Linked DNA regions of Homo sapiens: region 2 is linked to region 1. Evidence: chromatin loops called from intact Hi-C (ENCODE). Cell type or tissue: HepG2. All regions are shown on one strand. Each heading gives the region's core, and the rest is flanking DNA. Links, peaks and the distances in the headings are about the cores only.

What was found. Peaks named below come from ENCODE experiments on the same cell type or tissue, not always from the same donor. Only the 100,000 strongest peaks of a DNase experiment are listed, where the experiment ranks them.
Region 2: a loop joins it to region 1, with 7 times the contacts of the local background. A loop is called at or near these places in 2 of 110 quality-filtered maps.

The regions. Positions count from the first base shown.
Region 1 is chr1:3,215,137-3,225,369 of GRCh38, forward strand. All of the region lies in intron 2 of PRDM16 (PR/SET domain 16), which reads left to right. Among named protein-coding and RNA genes, the nearest start is that of MIR4251, 92 kb to the left of the region's middle. RefSeq lists enhancers at 2,130-2,898, 3,720-4,263, 4,264-4,806, 6,435-6,977, 6,978-7,520. In HepG2, for the core only: no CTCF peak of the experiment used is centred there; a DNase peak (open chromatin) is centred at 4,365; H3K4me3 peaks cover 1,120 bases.
Region 2 is chr1:3,287,994-3,298,226 of GRCh38, forward strand. The region is part of intron 3 of PRDM16 (PR/SET domain 16); the gene reads left to right. It overlaps LOC124903828 (collagen alpha-5(IV) chain-like), which reads left to right. Exons shown (of 2, transcript XM_047436627.1): 1 at 1-6,174; 2 at 6,208-9,282. Among named protein-coding and RNA genes, the nearest start is that of ARHGEF16, 160 kb to the right of the region's middle. RefSeq lists enhancers at 5,272-5,566, 7,905-8,405. In HepG2, for the core only: a CTCF peak has its summit at 5,774; DNase peaks (open chromatin) are centred at 4,358 and 5,568; H3K4me3 peaks cover 1,791 bases.

The DNA of each region.
Region 1 (10,233 bases), core at 1,987-6,986:
CTCCTGGATAGCCTGGGTTGAGGATTCTATCAGAACCAAAAGGACATCCCCAAGAAGTCCACTCCTACTGCTAAGGAATCTGTCATTCAATAAACAGGATCAGATGGCACAGAACAGAGCGGAACCCGACCTCTGTGTGGATGATCCACAGGTGCCACTGGGACCATGTCAGGAAGAAACAGCCATGTCGTGGAAGTGCAGCCAGGCCCTGGGGACAGGCAAGGCCCACGGGGTCCAGGAGAACAGGGCCTCCAGGAGGGTCATGGGTCCCGGGGACAGGCAAGGCCTATTGGGGTCCAGGAGAACAGAGCCTCCAGGAGGGTCATGGGTGGAGGCGGGAGAGAGTGGTTTGTGTGGGGTGGAAAAGAGTGGTGCAGGAAGGAAGGTGGGGGCCCTGCCTATAGAGCCAGCAACCTGGCTGCAGCCCCACCCTCCCTCCACCGAGCGGACCAACCCAGAACCCCACAGGGGCCCTGTCCTCCGGGGACCTGTCGAGTCAGTGCTCCTCTGCACGGTGGCTCCAGGCCACCCCTCCCTTGGCCCTTTCCCACTGGGCGTGGAGGGACGGCCGTGGCCTTCCCCTGCCAGCCCCTGCCCTCCTCCTCGGGTGCCCCCACGTCCTCTGGTTTCCCCTCAGCTCTCACAAATTCTGCCCGTGTCCGCACCCTCATTAATCAATGTCAAGGCGCGGCGTCGGCAACAAGGGGCGCATTCTTCCCCGGCTCCTCAGCCTCATACATCCCATTGTTCCCGGGGCCGATTCAGATGGCAAGAAAACAGCCTATGCAGCACATAAAAGAGATGAGGCAAAAATGAAAAGAATCAAGGGAGAAAAAAGAGGAGGCATTTTTCCCCCTGAAACACTCGAATAAATACTCGGCAATGATAATTTAAATTATTCATACATTTATGAAAACATCCATTGAAAACCCAAGTGTATGATGCTCTTTGTCTCTGTCTCTGTCTCTTGTTTGGGATTAATCTTTACTGTAATTCGGGCTGGCCGTGGCCCCCTGACAAAGGCCACACTCTCTTTCCATGGGAAAAATGTTTCCACATATCCCAGCAAGGAGCTGGGGAGAGATTTGTGCTGACGAGGCAGTGTCCAGGCCCCCGAGATGCTGAACCAGCCATGTTCAAGAAGCGTCCAACCCGCAGAAAGTACAGTGGGTTGTCACAGTGCTGTCACTCCAGTGACATCCATGCCACGGGGCTGGGAAGCCAGAGGGGCCTCCACAGAGAGGAGACCCACAGAGCATGCATGCTCCTGCAGGCCCCTGAGCCCACCAGGGAAGGAGAATCCAAGAGCCTTCCCCAATATGGCCTGCGTGGGGAGACACACCCAGACACATCCCCACCCAGGTCTGGTGGGTTGGTGGGTTTCAGATGCCCCCGGTGGCTGTCCCCCGCCGAACCAGGCCTAGTTGTCACATCACAGCTGGGCACACTCAATGACCTGCCATAGAAGGCTGAGGTGGGCATCCTAGCAGGCTGGAGCTGGGCATCCCAGAGTCTCCCCAAACCTGGGGCAGGAGTCAGGAGCCACACTGTCCGGAGGCTGTGGTTGGCCTCACGAAATCAGAGAGTCTAGGCCCATGCCTGAGACTGGAGATGCTGAAACCATTCTTGATATTGCAGAGGGCGGGGCTGTGGCTGTGGCCATCAGCATGGAACTGGAGGGGACAGGTTCCTGTAGCCAGTCATCCGTGACTGCCATAGAGTTCAGGTGCCCACTGTCCGCACCTCTGTCTTCCTCAGCCTCCCAGGCTCCTGGTCCCTCCCTGGGCCACCACTGTCTCTGACAGCCTGAAGCCACCCACTGGGATTGCGGCAGTTCCTCTGTGAATTAACTCGTAGCCTAGCACTGTTCCATGTCCAAATGTTGCAGGGCAGCAGGGGAAACGGCACCCTCTGTGTGGATAGAAGCACGCTTTCTGTGTGGTGTTTTCCTCCAGGGCTCCGTGACCAAAGCTCATTCCCAAACAGGATAAAAAGCCCCGGGTGGCCTTCTCCTCACACACCTTTCACCGTGAAACGGGCATTCGCCCGTGTGTGAGTTGATCGGCAGTGATTTCTCTTCCCTGGAAGTGACCCAGAATCCATTCCTGGGCGGCTGGCGTCCAGCTCCTTAGCCTGGGTTAGCGCTGGGGATGGGGCGGCCACAGCAGTGGGCGCACGGCAGCTTGCAGGCTGTCAGTTCAGAAGACGCTGCAGCAGCTGCTGGGCTGCCCCCCAGCTCTTCTCGGCTTATTTGGTCTGGAATGGGAGCAGGGATCTCATGGGAACAGCCCTCCTGGTTGGATTTATGGCTTCTCTGGTTTGGGCCAGGTCAGAACTCAAGAGGAAAACCGCTCCTTTCTGCTCCTTATTCCAGATGAAAGTGGATCTCAAGAGTGCCTGGGAGCATAAACTGGCCTCTGTCGAGCTTGGCAGCCATGCTGAGTGCGCTGGCCTAAGTCTACGGCGAGGGTGAGGGGTTCTCCCAGCCACTGTGGCTGAGTGCACGCTGTCCAGAAGCAGCGTTTTCACTCACGGCCCTGCTCTTCCTGGGGCCAGGTCCCCGTGCCGTGCATCCCGGTAGATCTTTTTTTTCAACACGGGAGAGCTCTTGAGAAACTCAGCCCAGTTTTCCTTGAGGCCCTGCGAGTTTCATTTTGGGCTGGCTGGGACGCGCGCTCTTCCCCCTAGAAGTATTCGGGATGCCGCCTGCATGCTACCTCGCTCACTCCCAACTCTGCTCCCCACACGAGGTTTTGGGGTGCCCCCTTGGACTGCTGCCACCGGCCTCTTCCCCCTCTTGCCGGCCCTCCCTCCTCTGTCACCGATGTTGGGGTCTGGGAAGGTAGCCAAATGCAGGAGGACACCGGAGCAATAAATCACCCCTCATCCAACATCTGCAGGCCCTGGGGCGAGCCCCTCGCTGCCGCCCCCATCCCATCCCTCGCCACAAAACACTATTGTCGTGGCCAAGTGAAGAAGAGTCGCCTGCACTTACAAAGGGCCTCTGCAGCCTGGCGTGACGGCCAGAGGAGGTGCCTGGCTCTCGGCAGGGAGCCGCAGGGCTCTTTCTTCCTCTCTGGTTCGTACTTCTCCTCTCTCATGGGGGTCCCCCAAAGCCTTTCATTCCGGCTTCATATTCACATAAAGACATCAAGAAAAAACCCAGCAGAAAGAATTATTAGGCATGGCTGTCAAATGCTTTATCGGAGAAGGGGGGAGGGCAGTAACCCGTTAGGTGCTGGCCAGCAGCCCCAGCTTCCCCAGGTATCCCCAGGGGGCAGCCGGGGCCACCTCGGTGTGCGGGAACAGGCCATGACACACTTGGGCACACCCACCCACTCCAAGGCACACATACGCACACGTGCACACAGATGTGCCCGCCCGCACAGGTGGGCATCGGTGGGGCCTGTCTCTTCACCAAGTTTTGAATGGCTACACCTGATCTCAAGGCCCTTCCTTAGAAAGGGATGTTCTCTGCCTTCCTTCTGGCTCTTTCTTTCTTTGTTCCAATTAGCAGAAGATGCTTCCTCCCCTTATCCACACTGGCAGGTGCCTCTGCCACCTTCTACCCACGAGCTGGGGTCTTTTCTACTCTTGGCAGCGAGGGGTGGCTGAAATCAGATGTGCCCTGGAGGCCAGGCCTCAGGACGCTCCTCCCCCAGGTGCACGCTCAGCGGACAAGGTGGACAACCCGAACCACGCTTGCTCAGAAATCCCGTAACCCAGCTGGCATTTTTGGAGACGTGTTCTCCCTCTTCCCTGCAAAGAGCTTTCTCACAGCTCACCCTAGACAGTTTTGCCACCTGCCAATCCCAATGGCTTTCCGAAAGTTCACAGCCTGGGGCCCAGCTCTCCCAAAGGAGGGGTCCTCGCGTCCAGTGCCGGGCTGAGCGGAGAGCTGCAGGGGAGAGGCGTGTTCTGCACACTGCCGCGAGGAGGGCCTTTAGGATTTGTGGTGAGGGGCACCCCAGGGTGGGCAGTACCTCAGGATGCATTTTCAACACAGCCTCACGGTGCACAGAAACCGAAAACCGCATGCCGACAAACGGCTCCCTCGGCAAACATTTTTATTTCCAATTAGCAAAAGAAAAATTGCTAATTTGCTGCAGTTGGACCAGGCTGACGTCTCAATCTGCGGAGTGTCAGCGCAGTGAAAGAAAATGTTTCACACTGTGTCGGCGAGAGCAAGCAGCTCTAAAGAGGGTCAGGGCAGCGGGCCCAGAAACCAGATTGACTGGCCACAGCGCTAAATTACTCACACAAGACACACATTGTCTGCCGTGCCAGCTCCCGGAGGACCTGCCTTCTCATTCTTTCCCCTTGGAGCTGGGGCGGGGGAAGGGGTCCAGCGTGGGAGGAGAGCGCAGGGGGCTGGCAGGCCCTCGGTAGGGCAGTATCATCTTTGGGAACAGAGAGAGTCAGAAGCCGGGTTAATAATTACCCAGGTCTGTCTGCAGTGTTCGGGAACAGGACGATAAAATTCTCCCAGATCCCCGCCACAGCTCTGCACTCGGGAGATTCTGTGCAGATAATGTCCCGCAGGAGTGAGGGCTGAACATGGCAGGAGCAAGGGCTGAACATGGCAGGAGCGGCCATCTCTCTCGCCCTGCATTTCAAGGCTCTGTAACCGCCCGCCTGCCCTGCTTCACCGACTTCGGGAGAAACCCCCATACCTCACGGGCGCTGTCTCCCCACCTCTGGCAAGCCGGAGGAGGATATCTCAGCAAAGCCAGCTCCCCCACAGGCATGAGGTCCCCCGGATCCACGGAGCTAGCACAGGCCATGGACCCAGACCGGCGGAGTCTCCCTGGGGAGATGGCGAGGCTGCGGTGCTGGCCACAGATGTTTGGCGCTGAGGTAATAATGAGCCTCTCCTGAAAACCATTGACCACGTAACCTCAGACAGTAAAAGCCCCCGAGTGGGCTCTCAGAGGATCTAAATGGGTTTGCCTGCATCTCCAGACATAGCCCTCATTTTGAAGAGACATTCATTCCGTGCCCACACGCGCCGGGAGGAATGCATCTTGTCCTCGCCGTGCCCACGCCGTCACTCCGTCTGCGGCACCTTCCTCCACACATCTCTGTGGCCCCACAGCACGCCCAGCCTCCCAGCCGATGCACACAAAACCTGTCCCCAACACCGTGGGGCCACGTCACAGGCATCATAGCAGCCGGCCAGGGCAGCCCCAGGACCTGTGGTCTGTCCTGGCTCAGACTCACGCCCAGGGCCAATCCAGGAGCTACCTGCAGCCCTCCCCGCGTCTGCCACCTTCCACAGCTCTGTGGGCCTGGGACCTGGTCACGCAGGACCAGCACAGGTTGGGGCAACATTGGGTCGGCAGGGCTGAGAAAGCCAAGACCTGCTTGCAGGTGCAGGGGCCACAGGAGCAGCCGGCCCACCTGGCCTCGAGTCTTGCCGTACCCCCAGGCTGCTGTGGTTCTCCTTGGCCTGAAATGCAACGGAAGGCTGACTTTGGGGATGGTCTAGAGGGGCCCTTTCTTGAAAGGACACCATTTGGTCTCTCTCCCCATTCTCTGGCAGTTCCTGGGTGTCACTGGGAGAAGCTCCCTGGATGACAGGTGTGCAGGGGCCTGGCAAACAGGAACCCAAACAGGGAGGCAGCCCAGGGTGCAGGGCTCGTGCATCTGCTCGCCTCCTCCAAGGGTGCTGCTACAGTCTGCATGGGGAAGCTCCTCGCCTTGGTCTCTTTGAGATAAGCTGCCCAGGGAGGAAAGGGCCAACCTAGCCCAGCCTTGGGAGAAAGTGCACCACAGTGGCAGAGCCAGCCTCTTCCAGCCCTTTGACACATGGTGATTTCAGAATCCATCCCATCAGGCCACTTGATGCTCAGACTCAAGAGAGGGAGACCCTGTCTGGGAGCAGGAGTCATGTTTACAACCCAGGGTGGTCAGTGAGGTGGAGAGGGGGGACGGGTTGCCAGTGGCTGGGCCTTGGAATTTCAGCTGGCCATGCCGACACTGGCTTAGGGCCTTGGGACGTGTGCAACCTCACCGTGTGCAACTCAGCCTCAGCATTCGGTCTCTGGCAAAGATGGGCAGTGCCCCACAGCCTCTGCCTCACTCCGCTCTTCAGGGAAACAGTCTCTAGACTAAGAGAGCAGAAGACTGGACTCTGGGCCTCCCGGTTCCAGCGCTCAGTTGCCTGCTGTGTGGCCTTAAAGTCATGAGCCTCTCTGAGCCTCCGGTTCAGCGTAACAGAGACAATCAAACCGGATCATGTACGTGGGACTTTTTTCCAGAAGATGCAAAAGCTGCTTGGATTTGCTGTGTTTGCACAAATGACAGGCGCTTGCAGCTGGCCTCACTGGGGAGACTCTTTGTCCGGCCTGCACCGACTCTCTAAGCACTGCATGTTCTTTAGTCAAAATAAAGCATTGCTGGTCGGGCCAGCAGTCACAGAGAAGTCTGGCTTCCAATGAACGTCATGCACTGCGCTTGCTTGGAGAGCAGAGGCAGGGGCAGCCTCTTGCATTTCCCCCTTCTCCCCTCAATGCCTGCCCGGCCCTGAAATGTCCACCCTGGGCATGTGGGACACACATGGATGCCCCCATGTACACGCATGCACACACATACACATGCACAGACGCACATGTGTGCAAACAGTGACATGCATGCGTGTCTAGGCACATGTACACACAAACACAGGTCGTGCATGCAAAACACATGTGCACACAGATGTCCACACACATATACAATTTCCTCATGGAGAATTCACTCCCATCCTGAGGCCCAGAACCTTGGAGCCATCCTCAGAGTTTGCTGGGTATGGAGAAATCTGTGCAGGAAAAGCCACAAATTTAGATGGGGATACAGTAAACTTCATGAAGTAGTCTCGCGTCTTATCTGCTCCCTAGACCCTGGAGGGCGTCCACTGCTCCCCAGCAGAGGTCTGCAGGCCCCGTGCTGGCAGGAAGTGAGGTGAGGGAGGCCCAAGGGGAAGGAGGGGCTGTTGCAGGTGCGTTTGCAGGGCCAGCCTCCGCCACAGGTGCCGTGACCTTGAGCTCAGGTCCCACCCCCTGACAAAGCAAATAACCAGCCAGAGGGCTGCCCACGTGGGTTCCCTCCCACCCACCCAGCCCAGCCTCCCCCAGTGAGGAGCTGGTGACGACAGATGTAATTCCCCTGGGAGGGAGCGGTGCCCCAGCTGCTGGCCCTGAGATGTATTTTCCAGCGTTCTGAGCTGGAAGAACAAGCTGAGGCTCCAGCAGGCCTGGGTGCTGGGACTTCCTCTTTTTTGCTGAGGAAGGTCTCTCTCCCTCCCTCCGCCATGAGGAGTGGGGGCTCGCAGCCTGTTGCCAACTACCCCGCCTTTCTTCCCTCCAGGAAGCCTCTCCTTCGGCCTGTGGTCGGCTTCAGGAGGTGGAACCTGCGGGGCCCCTGCCAACCAATGGTGCTGGTGCTGGGTGTGTTTCATGGCCCTGCCCAGCAGGCCTCATGCACCAGCTACCATGCAGGGGAGGGCCTGCTCCCCATCCCAGGGCACTTAGGCCCAGCCCACACCCCAACGTGAGACTCTGGGGCGGACTGGGCATGGGTGCTCTGCAGGGCCCCTGACTGTCTCCAGCGTGCAGTGGGGCGAGGACCAGCATCCCCATTCCCAGCACTGCAGTGGATGCAGGCTTGGTTCTGGATCTTTCCCCACATCCATCTGTGATTCCTGGGCTTGTGGTTTCCAAAGCTGAAGCCTGATGTGAGGGCACTTTGCATCCAAAGGGGCCTGGAGAAAGTGTGCAGTTTGCCCTCAAGGCCGGGGTGGAGTTTGGTGGGTGGGTTGGGGAGCAAGACCAGGTTGAGGGGCATTTGGATCGGTCAAGACATCCCCAGCTCCAGAGACTCCCAGACATGAGCGTGCGTGGGGTAGCATCTGCAGATGGAAGCTCCTGTTCATAGAGGTATCCTTGGAGCAGCCAAGGTGGCCCTGCCTCCGCCGTGGCCAAAATCAAGGCTTTTTTTTTTTTTTTTTTTTTTTTTGAGACAGAGTCTTGCTCTGTTGCCAGGCTGGAGTGCAGTGGTGCGATCTTGGCTCACTGCAACCTCCGAAAATCAAGGCTTCTTTCTGGAGTCTGGGAATTAGCAAATGAACACACCCTGGGCCAGTTTTAACTAGGGCGCGGCTCATCGCAGTGTTGATTACGGAGTTGCTATCGATTTTCGTGGGGAGCAAACGTTTCTGGAGTTTACGATGCCTGTTATCGTTTGGCTGCTAGAAGCGCTGCTGATGAGCCGAAGTTCATCTTTTGTCTGGAATGTTCCTGGGCTCAGGCATCTTCCCCAGCTCAGGAGTGTCACGCCTCACACAGGTGCTGACCCCACGCTCACCCCCGGCATGCAGGCATTTTTCTCTTAATCGTGGCAAGAGGGAGAAAGACTGGCCATCCAAGTACGTGATGGTGAATCTAGAATAACATTGCTTGGATTTTCTTTTTCTTGAGCTCAAACTAAACTCATCCAAAGCCTGCTTTACCTCTCAGGGCTGCAGGGGAATGCACCATCAATTTGAGTGTTGGGTCTGCATACTCATGTCAGCCCTAGGAACTAACTTCTCAGTCAATCACAGACCAGGTGCAAGAGGTCACGCGATACCAGGGCTGGGGATCAGCCCCCGGAATGGAGGGGGTCGGCGGAACAGGCAGCGAGAACCGGGAATAACCAGAGTGGGACCAGCACAGGGGTGCAGCCTCCTGTCTCATCACCCACCTTGTCCACTGCCTTTTTCAACTTTAAACACCGTGAGCAGATGAACGAGGAAGACAGTTTTCCAACCCCATCTGAGGCGTCTCCTCCTTTTACAAATATTAAGATAAACGGGTATCACTTTTGGAAATTTTATATATAATAGGAAATCTATGGCACCGATCAGGGATTTCTCTTCCAGGGAAGCTATTGTGTCAGGTAAAGAGGCGGCCATACATCAGCCGGCTCTGCCCCTCAAATAGATAATCAATTTCCCTGAAAGCATCAATAACCAGAGTGGACATTTATTGCCCCGTGGATGGTTTATCTTTGGGGCTGGGGACAGCAGGGCCGTGATGAATACCAAATCTGCCAGGGAACACAATTAAATGCTGCGAAGATAAAGGATTTTATATCGTGCACAAAAAAGCAATCAAATTCATAATTGAACTCCATTGCATGAAACCAGCCAGAGATAAATATCACACCCAAAAGTGTATAACCTGGGTGCCGTGTTATGGGTCAGGCGACAGTGTTGCCAATACCCAGTAGTGTCTCCCTCTGGAGGCCCCGGTGCGCCCCTCTCGCTGGGGTACCAGCTTCCAATTGCCACTCTCTCTCCCTCTCCCCTTCCGCATGTGCCCAGGGCCACTCTCTCTCCCTCTCCCCTTCTGCACGCACCCACAGCCACTCTCTCTCCCTCTCCCCTTCCACACGCGCTCGGGGCTTCGGCCAGTGCTTTTTCTTTTTCTTTCCTTAGAGAAGAGAAAACGTGCTCCGGTCTGACTTGTCTTAAACCTGCAGAACTGTGTTCCCCTCTGGCCACCTGCATTAGGCGGCCCCAAGGGGGATGATGAGGTGGAGGAATGAGGGCCACAGCCTGGATAAAAGATACTGTGGGCTCCACAGGATGACAGGGGGAACCCCTACTGTGAAGCCAGGCGGGAGGATGCCTACTGTGGTGCCACCCTGGTTCCGAGGAGACCCTGAGCTGCTCCAGGCAAGAGCTCTGGGAAGGACTATGCAATCTCGTCTCTGCGGACTTGTGTCTCCAGAGAAATTGCTCCTTCCTGTTGGACGCAGCATCTCAGGGACTCTGGCGGGGCCACAGGGGCAGATACGGTGCTTGGGTCAGAGACAAAGAGCAAGAAAAGGCCAAGGGCATCACCTTCCCATTTGTTGCGTTCCTCCTGAGGTGGGGGCGAGGAGCGCCTTCATTACGGTTCAGGTCTGCTTGGACTTCATGAACTTGATTTTCAAAAGAACCTTGAAAATGTTAGAGTTTAAGGTCATATATGCTTGGCAAAATATGGCTTTTAGCTTGGAAGGAAAAAAAAAGGCATAGAGGGCATTTTGGACACAAAATAGCTCTTTAAAACAGCATTTTGATGAGTTAAGTATAAATAAATCAGAAACACACGGATCTCATTTCCTTTAAAATACCCGCGGGCTCAAACACTAGCGGGAAAAGTGCCTGGCAAACGGCGGTTTGGGATTTTGACAAACCCAAATATTTTGAAGAGGTTTCTGAAATGTTTG
Region 2 (10,233 bases), core at 2,688-7,687, 74 kb after region 1:
AGCCCTGGGCTCAGGGGTGGGCGGAGGCCCTGACCAAGCCCAGGGCCATGGGGGCTACAAGGAGGCAAGGCCCCTAAAGTCAGGCAGGGCCAGCTAGCTGCCCGGCCATAGGAGTCTGTCCACACAGCGCATGACAAACAGAGTGCCCAAGGAGCCAGCTGGTCTTAGCCTGGCAGAGGTGCCAGATAATCCAGCACTGGAGGCTGTGGCTGTGGAAGGCTGGCCTCTGACCCTCATGCCCCCAGGCCCAGCACTTGGGACAAGCAGCTGAGACCTAGGGGCCTGCGGTGAGGAGGTCCCTGGGTGTCCTGTGTGGACCCAGGCTCAGGGGCAAGGCCAGGCAGCTGGGACCCTTCCCACTCCCCGCTCTGTCTCTCTCCACCTCAGTTTCCAGACAAAGGCCTTCTCTGGGCTCTATGTCCCACGGCTGGAAGGGAACGCCCTCACCTTGAGGGCTCCAGCCTGCTTTTTCTGAATCCCAGGGTCCTGGCTGGGAACGCTCAGATGTTGAGACCTGAGCCTGTGGCCAGGAGTGGTGGCAAAAGGGTCCTGTGGGCCCCCAGCCCAGCTCCAGCCCAAGCGGGGGACCAATGCCTGTGCTCACCTAGGGGTCCTGGTGGGACCGAGGCCACCACCACCCATAGCCCCTCCCCCACCACCCCAGGGGCTCTAAAGATGCAAACCTCCAAGGTGTAGATAAGAGAGACCCAAGTCCTGCAGCCAGGAGGGGCAGCCTCTCCCTGCAGGAGCCAAAGAAGGGCAGAGGGGCAGCCAGCCCTCCCTGCCTTGCAGCAGGGAGCAGACATCCCTGGAAGGGGCAGGGGCCAAATGTCATGTGCAGGGTCCAGGCTGCCCCTTCTGGGGGAGGAAGTAGGGCCTCCTGGGTGTTCTCCTCCCACATTGACCAGTGCCTGCTGCCCCTGGGTCTTTGAAGCTTCAGAAGTTCCCTAGAGTGGAAGAGCAGACCAGGGGCCTGCCATCCTTGCGTGCTCACCACCTCCTCACAGGGCCTAGGGGCAGGGGAACTTGGCTGGCTGCCCATGAGCCCCTGGCCGAAGACCCCAAGCCCTGCAGAGGAGGAGGCTGATGCTGCATCTGGGGTCCCACTGCCTTTTCCCTCCTGTGCTTGTCGCCCGGCCCCTGCTACAGGGCTCAGGTGGGAACACCTCTGCGTGGAGGGAGACCCACCAGTGTGGCCACGGGCAAGGCCCCTGATAAGGTCACAGGTGGGGAGGACCAGGGCTGCTGAGACTGAGGCCCAAGCCCCCTGCCTAGGCCCCCAGAGATTCCTGGGTGCGCTGGCAGGGAGGGGGTCAGCTTGGAAATCTGCAGGTGGGCAAGCTCTCTGGTGTCCCGATGCCCGCCGGAGTCTGAACGCAGCCCCTGCAGGTGCCAGATGGGTGTCTGTCGACAAATTCACAAGTACCTGCCTGCAGCGAGTTCCCACCTGCAGCTTCCCCACGCTGTTTTTGTTTGGTGCTTCCAGAAATCATTTCATCCTCCTCACCCACACTGGTGCCCACCCTGTGCCAGGGCTGGGGGCTTGGGTGAAGGAAGCCCAGTCCCAGTGCCCACAGCCCAGCAGGAGGAGACAGACACATTAGCAAGGCCTGCGGGCAGGTCAGGAGCTGGGCGGGTCCACGGTGAGCCCCAGAGCTGCTGGCAGAAGCGAGGATGGCCTTCCAGGGGAGGGAACGGCACAGGCAAAGGCCCTGGGGCAGGACAGCACGGATGTGTCCATGGAACATGGGACAGCCACGGCCTTCACAGCTGCTATGCCTGTGGTGTCGGCTCTAGTTCCAGGGCAAAGGATGGAAAGAAGGCCGGGGCCCCGCTCCCACCCAGGAGTCAGGACCCCACTCCCTCCAGGGCACCGAGACCCCACTCCTGCCCGGTCACCAGACCCCACTCCCTCCAGGGTGCCAGGATCTCACTCAATCCAAGTCACCAGACCTCAATCCCTCCAGGGCACCGAGACCCCACTCCCACCCCAGGCGCCAGGACCCCACTCCTGCCTGGGGCTGCCCCTGCTGCTGTGCCTCCCCTGGTGGAGCGGTTTCTGGCTTTAAAAGTGTGCTCGTGAGCGCAGGGTGTTTTTCCTGAATGAAAACTCACAGAGTGCATGTGTCATGCTGATGTGACAAACCCGGGCGCTGTTCTCCTGGGTATCACACCCTACGACTCCAAGGCTGGCCCGGCACAGGGGCTCCCCTTGAGGTGGGCAGGTTTCCAGGCATTTGGAAGTAGACATGGGAAGGAAGGAGCGACGGGGTGGGAGGGATCTGCCTGCCAGCCCACAGGGCTCAGGGGTCCTCAGAGGTGTCGCCCCTTCCATGCTCAAAATGGCTGGAAGAGGAGAGCCTCTCAGTATCCCCACCTTATAGATGAGGAGGCACAGAGAGGGGGAAATTTGCCGGTTCCCCAAAGAGCCTGCTGCCTCCACCTGCTGTGTTCGAAGCGGTGATTTTTCTCTTGAGGCCCCTGTGTCCTAGCATTTCTGAGCTCAAAGGAACCTGTGTCTGGCCAGCCCCTCCCATGCTGAGGACAGAGGTGAATGCTTGGGACAGCGAGAGGTGGCATCACTGAAGAAGCCCCGTGGCTCCGGCTCCGTCTGCAGGATCCCTCCCAGGACGCAGTGGTGGGCCCAGGCCGGCCAGCGCTGGCTGAAGGAGCACTGTCCCCACAACCCAGGGAAACAACAGGGCTCCAGGGGGACGTGCAGGGAGTGGAAGAAACTCAAGCCGGGAGCTGTGGATCCAAAAATATTGCAGAGTTTCCCGAGGCAGGCCCTACGAGATCCCTGAAACGGGATACGCCGAGCTGAACTTGGCCACATAATGCCGCTCTGTTTGGGAAGGGCCCGGAGCACTGGGGGCCCGAGGTATCTTTCAAAGAGTGATGGTTACGGAAATTAGTGGTGCAGAAATCCATACTCATCATTCATCGGGGGCCTTATTAACCTTCTTACGATGTGATAGGAGCGGCTTGGCCTCCTGACTCCAGGGGCCTGGGAGAGGCCATCCTTGTCTCCGGCTTGGAGGAGAGATGCAGGAGGATCGCCCAGGCAGCACCGGCCCCACCCGCTTCCGGAATCCTTGGAGACACGAGTAGCAGTTTCCTGATGTGATACTTAGGTCATGAGGCAGGGCGTGGACCAGGACGATGCACAGCTGAGAGCAGCCCACACGGCCTCTCTCGGGGTGGCAATAACACTGCCTCAGAGACTGGAGAGAGCCAGGCCCAGGAGACCCCAGTCAGGGCGTTCCCAGGAACAGGGAACCCAGAGAGGCCTGGGCATCACACACACCTGCGCTCACAGTGGCCCCACCTGGACCCCTGGGGGACCCACCCTTCTTCCCCTTCTGCCCCTGTGTTGCTTCCTCTGCACCGCAGGGGCCAGGTAGCTGCCATGGAGTTGTCTGCAGGTTAAGGGAGGCCAAGGAAAGGCATCTGACCTTTGGAAGATACCCCAATAAACACCATCCGCTGTCATCACTGATCCAGCAGCTGAAACATGGAAGGGCCAGCTCCAGGGGCCCACAGGCCTCGCAGAACTCAGAGCTCCACACTCCTCCCGCCCCTGCCCATCCCCTCTTGAAGGGGCCTCACCAGGCCATGGGCTCCCTATTAAGTAATCACATCAATGTCCATTTTAAATAAGGTCTGAATGCTATGAAGCACCCGTGTTGGGTCAAGGCAGCTCTTGGCAGTGCGGGGGAGCTTGTTAGAAATGCAAGTCCCCTGAACCCCAGCACTGGGGGAGACGGGGGTTCTGTGTAAATGCCCGGCAAGAGAGCTGCATTCCAGTTTGAGACCCACTGGGTTGGACATAGCAGGTGAACGCTGGTCCCAACAGCTTCTCTCCTCGAAGGGAACAGTGCACCTCCCACTGCTCGAGACCAACCTGGGAGGCTCCCAGGGCCCCTCCTGGGCCTGTCTCCCCCCACACAGCAGGTGCCTTCTCCCGGGCTCCTTTGGGGCCTACCCGGTGCCTGGCACCCTCAAGATGCCTTTACATCTTGTGTTTTGGGCTTGGCCGCAGGACCCCGCAGGAAGGTGCATGGCCGCTTCAGCAAGGCTGGCGGAGAGGGCAGATTTTCTGGGCCCACAGGCCTTGGCAGGATGCTGGCCTCTCAAGGTTGCACTGACAACCTTGGGCACGTGACGGATTTATTGAGGGGAGAGCAGGTTGAGCTGTTCTGTCCAATGCCGTCGCCAGGAGGAACCTGCCGTGGCCCGGCCTCAAGTCCTGTTACTCAACACTTGTCTTATTATGCTGCAAAGCCAGAGCAGAGCCGAGGTGATAACGCGGGCACGGCAGGCCCGGGCTTTCCAAACCTGCTCATTTTTAGCCCCTGGGAATCAAAGTGGTGTCCGGCTCTGTCCCGCAGCCTTTGATCCTCCGCCCAGTGTCTCCAGCGAGAGAGAAGCAAAGAACACAGAGAGATAAACCACACTTGAGCCGTCGCTCTCCGCCTGGCTGCGCCTCTATCTGGGGCCGCAGCGTCCCCCGAGTGCTGAAAAGAGTTCTCCTGGTGAGCGGCACCGTGACCTTCATTCTTGACCGCGCTGTCCGGATGAGAGTGGCTTGTCCAGACGAGAGTGGCTTGTCCAGACGGAAGGGGAAAGGACGGTCTGCCTGCTCTCCTGAAGGGAAGGGCCAGATAGCGAGGGAACCCACCTCCCTTCCTGTGGGGTGGAGGTTTGGGGGTGGAGGTGGCCCCAGGAGACAGGGGTCACGGAATTGGCGCGAAGGGAAGAATGGGGAGCCCAGGCTGAATGTTCTCCACCAGCACATCGGTGGGGGCTCAGGAGGCCAGTCCCATTGCCAAGCGATGAAACTCTTGTATCTTCGAATGGCCTGGGTGGGTTTCCGGCAGCCAAGAAGCGTGAGCAGCCCTGTGGAAGGAGGGGAAGAGGCACTGGTCTTTTCCTGTTTGTCTTCTGTGGGTTGACCCTCACGGAGGCACTCCGCTCCGGGCATGACCTCGGACTCTTGAGGAGCCTCAGTTCGGCTGTCTTTCTGCAGTTAATTACTAGGACAAGGGAACACATCCAGGTGCCTTTCACAGGGACATCGCCCATGAGGGCAGGGACTGCACCCTATTGACCCTATATTCCACCCCAGCTCCTGGCACTTGGCCGGGGCTCAGACACGTGTTGAGTGAAAAACTGCACATTTGGGCAGAGTTACCAGCAATGAACCTGCCTCTGTAGAGGATCCTAAGTCGGGGCGAGGGGGCCCTCAGTGAAGCCTACAGAAAGCCAAGCAGCCCAGGGGTTCCCTCTCCACCTGAGAAGCAGCGAGACCCTGTCCAGGTCAGCGGGACCAGCACCGCATCCCAGGCCACCCGTGTGTCAGCACATAACCTTTGAAAACACCGTGAATGCCGGCTTTGATGATAATATGTGGGTAAAGGTTGTATTGCTATCTGGGTGATGATTCATCCGTCTGTGAACCGGGACAAGGAGGTAATAGGAAGGCGCGATGGCCAGGGGCAACGTTGGAACGCAAACTTATCAGAGGCAGTGAACTCCGCGCTGCACTAAATAGAATTCCATTATTGTTTCATAAATAGAGAGATTGAAGTACCCAGGCCAGGAACCGATGATCAGAGGGGAATGCGTTTGAGCTCCGCTCTGAATAGTATTTGTTCTGAGTAAGTGGTTGTCTCGGCTAATAGTAGGGTATTTCATTGTTAAGAGCTTGTTGAGCAGGATTTATGGGTGAGTCCAGCACGGCTGTTTGTGCAGGATGCTCAGTGGTCGCCAGGGGTCCGGGAGTCGGCAGCAATGTTGTTCCATCCTTTGTCGGCTTCTCCATCTCCTGGTGAACGTTGCCCCTTGGAGAGGCGATGGCGTGGCCCGGCCCCGGCAGGTGTCTGAGGGCCTGAAGGCACCCCCGTAATCCCAGCACACTCGTGGGTGCCGGCAGTGTGTGAGTGCGTGCGTGTTGTGTGTGCATCTGTGAACATATGACAGGATTCGGGTTTCTGGCTTCTCTAGAAGCCTGGGCTAGGCCATTCCCCTGCCTCACTGTGGCGGCTCCTTACTCCCCCGGGGGCCAGGCGTTCCTGCCATGTGCCCACCTGAGCCTTGGCAGTCAGAAATGATGGTACCTACCTAGAACCTGCCTACCAGGTAAACAGGCGAAACCTAGAACCTGCCTACCAGGTAAACAGGCGAAACCTAGAACCTGCCTACCAGGTAAACAGGCAAAATCTTGTCAGGTATAAAGAGCTTCTCTTGGGGGCAGAGTCTGCTGGCTAGGAATTGCTGTGGAGTGGGGGTGTATCCAGGCTGGAGGGCACCCCCGGACTTCTCCCCAGGGAGAAAACAGATTGAGCCCTTCTCTCCATCTTCTCACCAGCTGTGGTTTCAGAGGCACTTCCAGCAGTCCTGACCCCACCTCAGGGTTTTCTCTTCCAAAGGGGCTACAGGATTGAGGTAGGGAGGGGCCCCAAGAGCCTCTGACTTCCCCCCAGATCACCAGGTAAACCCATGGGTCAGTGTCCAGCCCCTCTGCCCCAACATCAGCAACACAGCCCTCCATTCCAGGGCCCCTGTGTGTCCCCTTCCTCCTCCCCCCAGGAACATCCCCGGAGCAGCCCGCGTTAGAACAGGATCCCGACGGATCCCGTGCTGCCTCCCCTTCAGCCAGCGCCATCCTCTGTCCCCCAGGCCTCGCGGGCTGGGCTGCGTTTGGTTGAGCATTGACAAAGTCACCTCCATTCTCCTCCAAGAAAAGCCCACGAGAGACTCAGAGGCAAGTGCTCATAAAGAATCAAACACAAACCAAGCCCAGGTCCTGATCACGGGCACGGCCAATGTTTTTGTTCTTATTTTCCCTTTTCTCTGATCACACGTACAAACCAGAACCAACCCCACGTGCCTTAAGAAACACAGACCCAGGGGAGAGGGGTAGACCCCACGGAAGTGGCCATCGGTGTCAGGCCCCGTCTCAGGGACATCTTCCCCCGCCTGGTCACTGCAGGCAGGCTATGGCAGGTTCTGGGGTGGTTCACCCCTGCACCCTCAGCCCCACTGGGCTTTCTTCGAGGTGCTCTCCTGCCTGTGGGCCCAAACTGTTATTTAAAAGCCACCTCTGCCTCCCAGGGCACCCAGGTTGTGGCCAGCCCGTCTGTACATTCTTGGCACTGCTGAGGTGAGATGCATGAGGTCCCTGCTCACAGAACGAGGAGCCAGGCCATTACAGCTACAGGGTATCCAGGAAAGGCATCAGGTGGCGGGCAGGACAGCTGGCTTGCAGGGTGAGCCCCTCCTGGCCTCACTTTCCCCTCTTTAAATGAGGGTGCAGCTCATCTGAGAATAGGTAGGAAGGTGCCAGTGCTGGGAGGGGACTGGGTGGCTCTCTGGGCTCCTCACCGCGGCTGGTCCCTCGGGACTTCCATGATGGGCTCACGGAGGTGCGACTTCCTCCCAGATCCCTCGAGGACCCCCTACAGCCCAAACCTCCAGGAGCACCAGCGTGTGGGGGCTGGGAAGAGAGTGTCCTTCAATGCAGGTGTGCAGGTAGCCATGCACATGTGCGGGGTGAACAAAAGGCCCCTTCACTGTCACCTCCCCGGGGGCCGTAACTCAGGAGCCGAGCGTCCTCCTCTCCCTCCCACCGGTAGCAGCAGACTTGACCGCCAGGCTCTGAGGCCTGCACACCACGCTCGCCCACAGTGGGCTTTGTTTAGTCTGGGGGAAGCTCCGTTGACAGGGTTTCTGGGCGATGGGCTCTTTTTTCTTCCGAATTCTTCCAGAATTCTGTAGGCTGAAGACACCACGCGTGCAGCCTGAGGGGAGAGTAAATAACCCTGTGAAGTGGGGAAGTTCCTGCCTCTCCGGAGGGCTGCCATGGGTCAAGCTGTGCATGGTGAGAACTGGGGTAACTGGGGCGTGACACCTCTGCCCCCACAAGAAGCCCACTGAGACAGGACCTGCCCTCCCCAATCAGAAGAGCTTGTGCAGTGGAATGTTCCAGAAGGCCTGGGTGGGGCTGGGCAGGAGGAAGAGCCTCAGCAACCGCACTCCCATCCTAAGCTGGGGACTTGCCCGAAAGGACAGCTGGAGCCATTTTCAAGCCTCAGCCTGGGCGGTCATCTGCTCAGATCCACTCCGAGGGTCTCACTTCCTTACGTTCCGGAACCGTACGGGTCATGGTGGAGCGTCCTGGGGAAGTGGCTGTCGGCTTGGTTAATGGGTCCCTGCTGGCTGTGAGGCACACGACCAGTGCCCTCTGGAGCTGCCGTCCAGCCCCAGTTCCCATCTGCAGGGACCCAGAGTCACATTCGCCTCCTAGAGAGGTGCTCAGAGTCGTTATGGTCCGAGAGGCAGCCAGGGAGCTGCAGAAATGGACATAAACCCGTCCATTCTCCTGCAAACACTTCTCCTTCCTCCACTCTGTGCGGAACTGGGGCCGGGGGCAGAGGTAGGAATGGGCACAGCCTGGCCTTCCGGAGCCTGTCACTCAGTGGAGGAGGCGAGAGGCTCCACCAGCCCTAACCCGGGGCCTCGTGTTGCTGTTTGATGTGCAGGAGAGGAGAGAGGCCAAGAGGGAGCCAGGAGTGGCTTCCAACAGGGGGACCTGGCCCAAAGCCAGGGGAGGCCGTGGGTGCCTGTGAGGGCAGGGTGGGCACATGCCAGAGGTTGCCATGGGGGTCGTGTGTGGACCAGGATGGGCAGCCTGGATGCAGAGAGGGGCTGAGTAGGAAAGGATATGGCCGGGAAGGAGGGCTGATTTGTTTTCAGAAGAATCTTTTCGTGGAACTCTCGTGTGCCATTGTTAAGTGCAGATGTTCCTGGACTTGGAATGGGGACAAGTCCCGATAAACCCACTGCGAGTTGAAAATATCCTAAGTCAAAAACGCAGTTCACACACCAAACCCACCGAGCAGCACGGCTTAGCCTCACCCACCTTAACGCGCTCAGACACTCATATCAGCCTACAGCTGGGCAAACTCATCTAACACAAAGCCTATTTCAGGGTAAAGTGTTGGCTGTCCCACATAATTTATTGAATACTGTACTGAAAGTAAAAACCATAATGGCTGCGTGGGCCCTCAGTGTGCGGTTTCCACTGAATGCGCGCAGATCTCAGACCTCGTGGGGTGTAGGAGCCCTAAGGGGAGCGGTCAGCCCTTGTCCTCTGTCCGCTTTCTGCCCAGTGGCCCCTCCAGGTCCCGGCGTCTCCTTGGACTCACATTACCAGCATTTCTGTCCATTTCGGGTGAGACCCGAAGCAGCGAGACCCTATCCAGGTCAACGTCTGGTGAGAGGAATTTTTTTTTTTTTTTTTTTTTTTGACAGAATCTCGCTCTGTCACCCAGGCTGGAGTGCAATGGCGCGATCTTGGCTCGCTGCAACCTCCACCTCCTGGGTTTAAGCAATTCTCCTACCTTAGCCTCCTGAGTAGCTGGGACCTCAGGTGCCAGCCACCACACATGGCTAATTTTTGTATCTTTAGTAGAGACGGGGTTTTGCCATGTTGGCTAGGCTGGTCTCAAACTCCTGACCTCAGGTGATCCACCCACCTCAGTCTCCAAAAACGGTGGGATTGCAGGTGCGAACCACTGCGCCCGGCCTGATGAGAGGATTTTTGAGGACTGAGGGTGGCTTTATAGCAGGCAGGTAGGGAGCTGGTGGTGGCAGAAGGGATAAGAGAGGGGGATGAGGCTCCTGGCATCAAAATGAAGCTGGCACCAGGCCGACTCCTGCCCACAACACCACAGTCTGGAGCGGCAGGAAACAGGGGACAGGGAGGGAGTCAGGGAAGGGCTGCCCGATGGCAGGAAGGGACCAAGAGAAGAAAAAAAGTCCAGGGTCCCACATTCCAGGAGTAAAAAGGGAATAGAAGCCCCAAAGGGAGGCACAGCCAGACTGTATGGCAAGCTCCGCAGGGGCCAGACTGCATGGCAAGCTCCACAGGGGCCAGACTGCATGGCAAGCTCCGCAGGAGCCAGCTCTGCAGGGGCCAGACTGCATGGCAAGCTCCGCAGGGGAAGGCTCTGCAGGGAACAGCACGTCACCCAAGGTACACTAAGGAAGCTGCTGAGAGTTCTGCAGCACCAGGGCGATGGAAGTTCCAAGTGTGGGCCATGCACTAGAGAAGGCTTCTGAGAGCCAAACCTCTGGGGCTTGGGAATACGTGTAAGTGACAGCATCTTCCACTCCTTAAATCAGTAGATTCCCGTCAGGCATTGATCAGAGACCCTGAGTGTGCAGGGG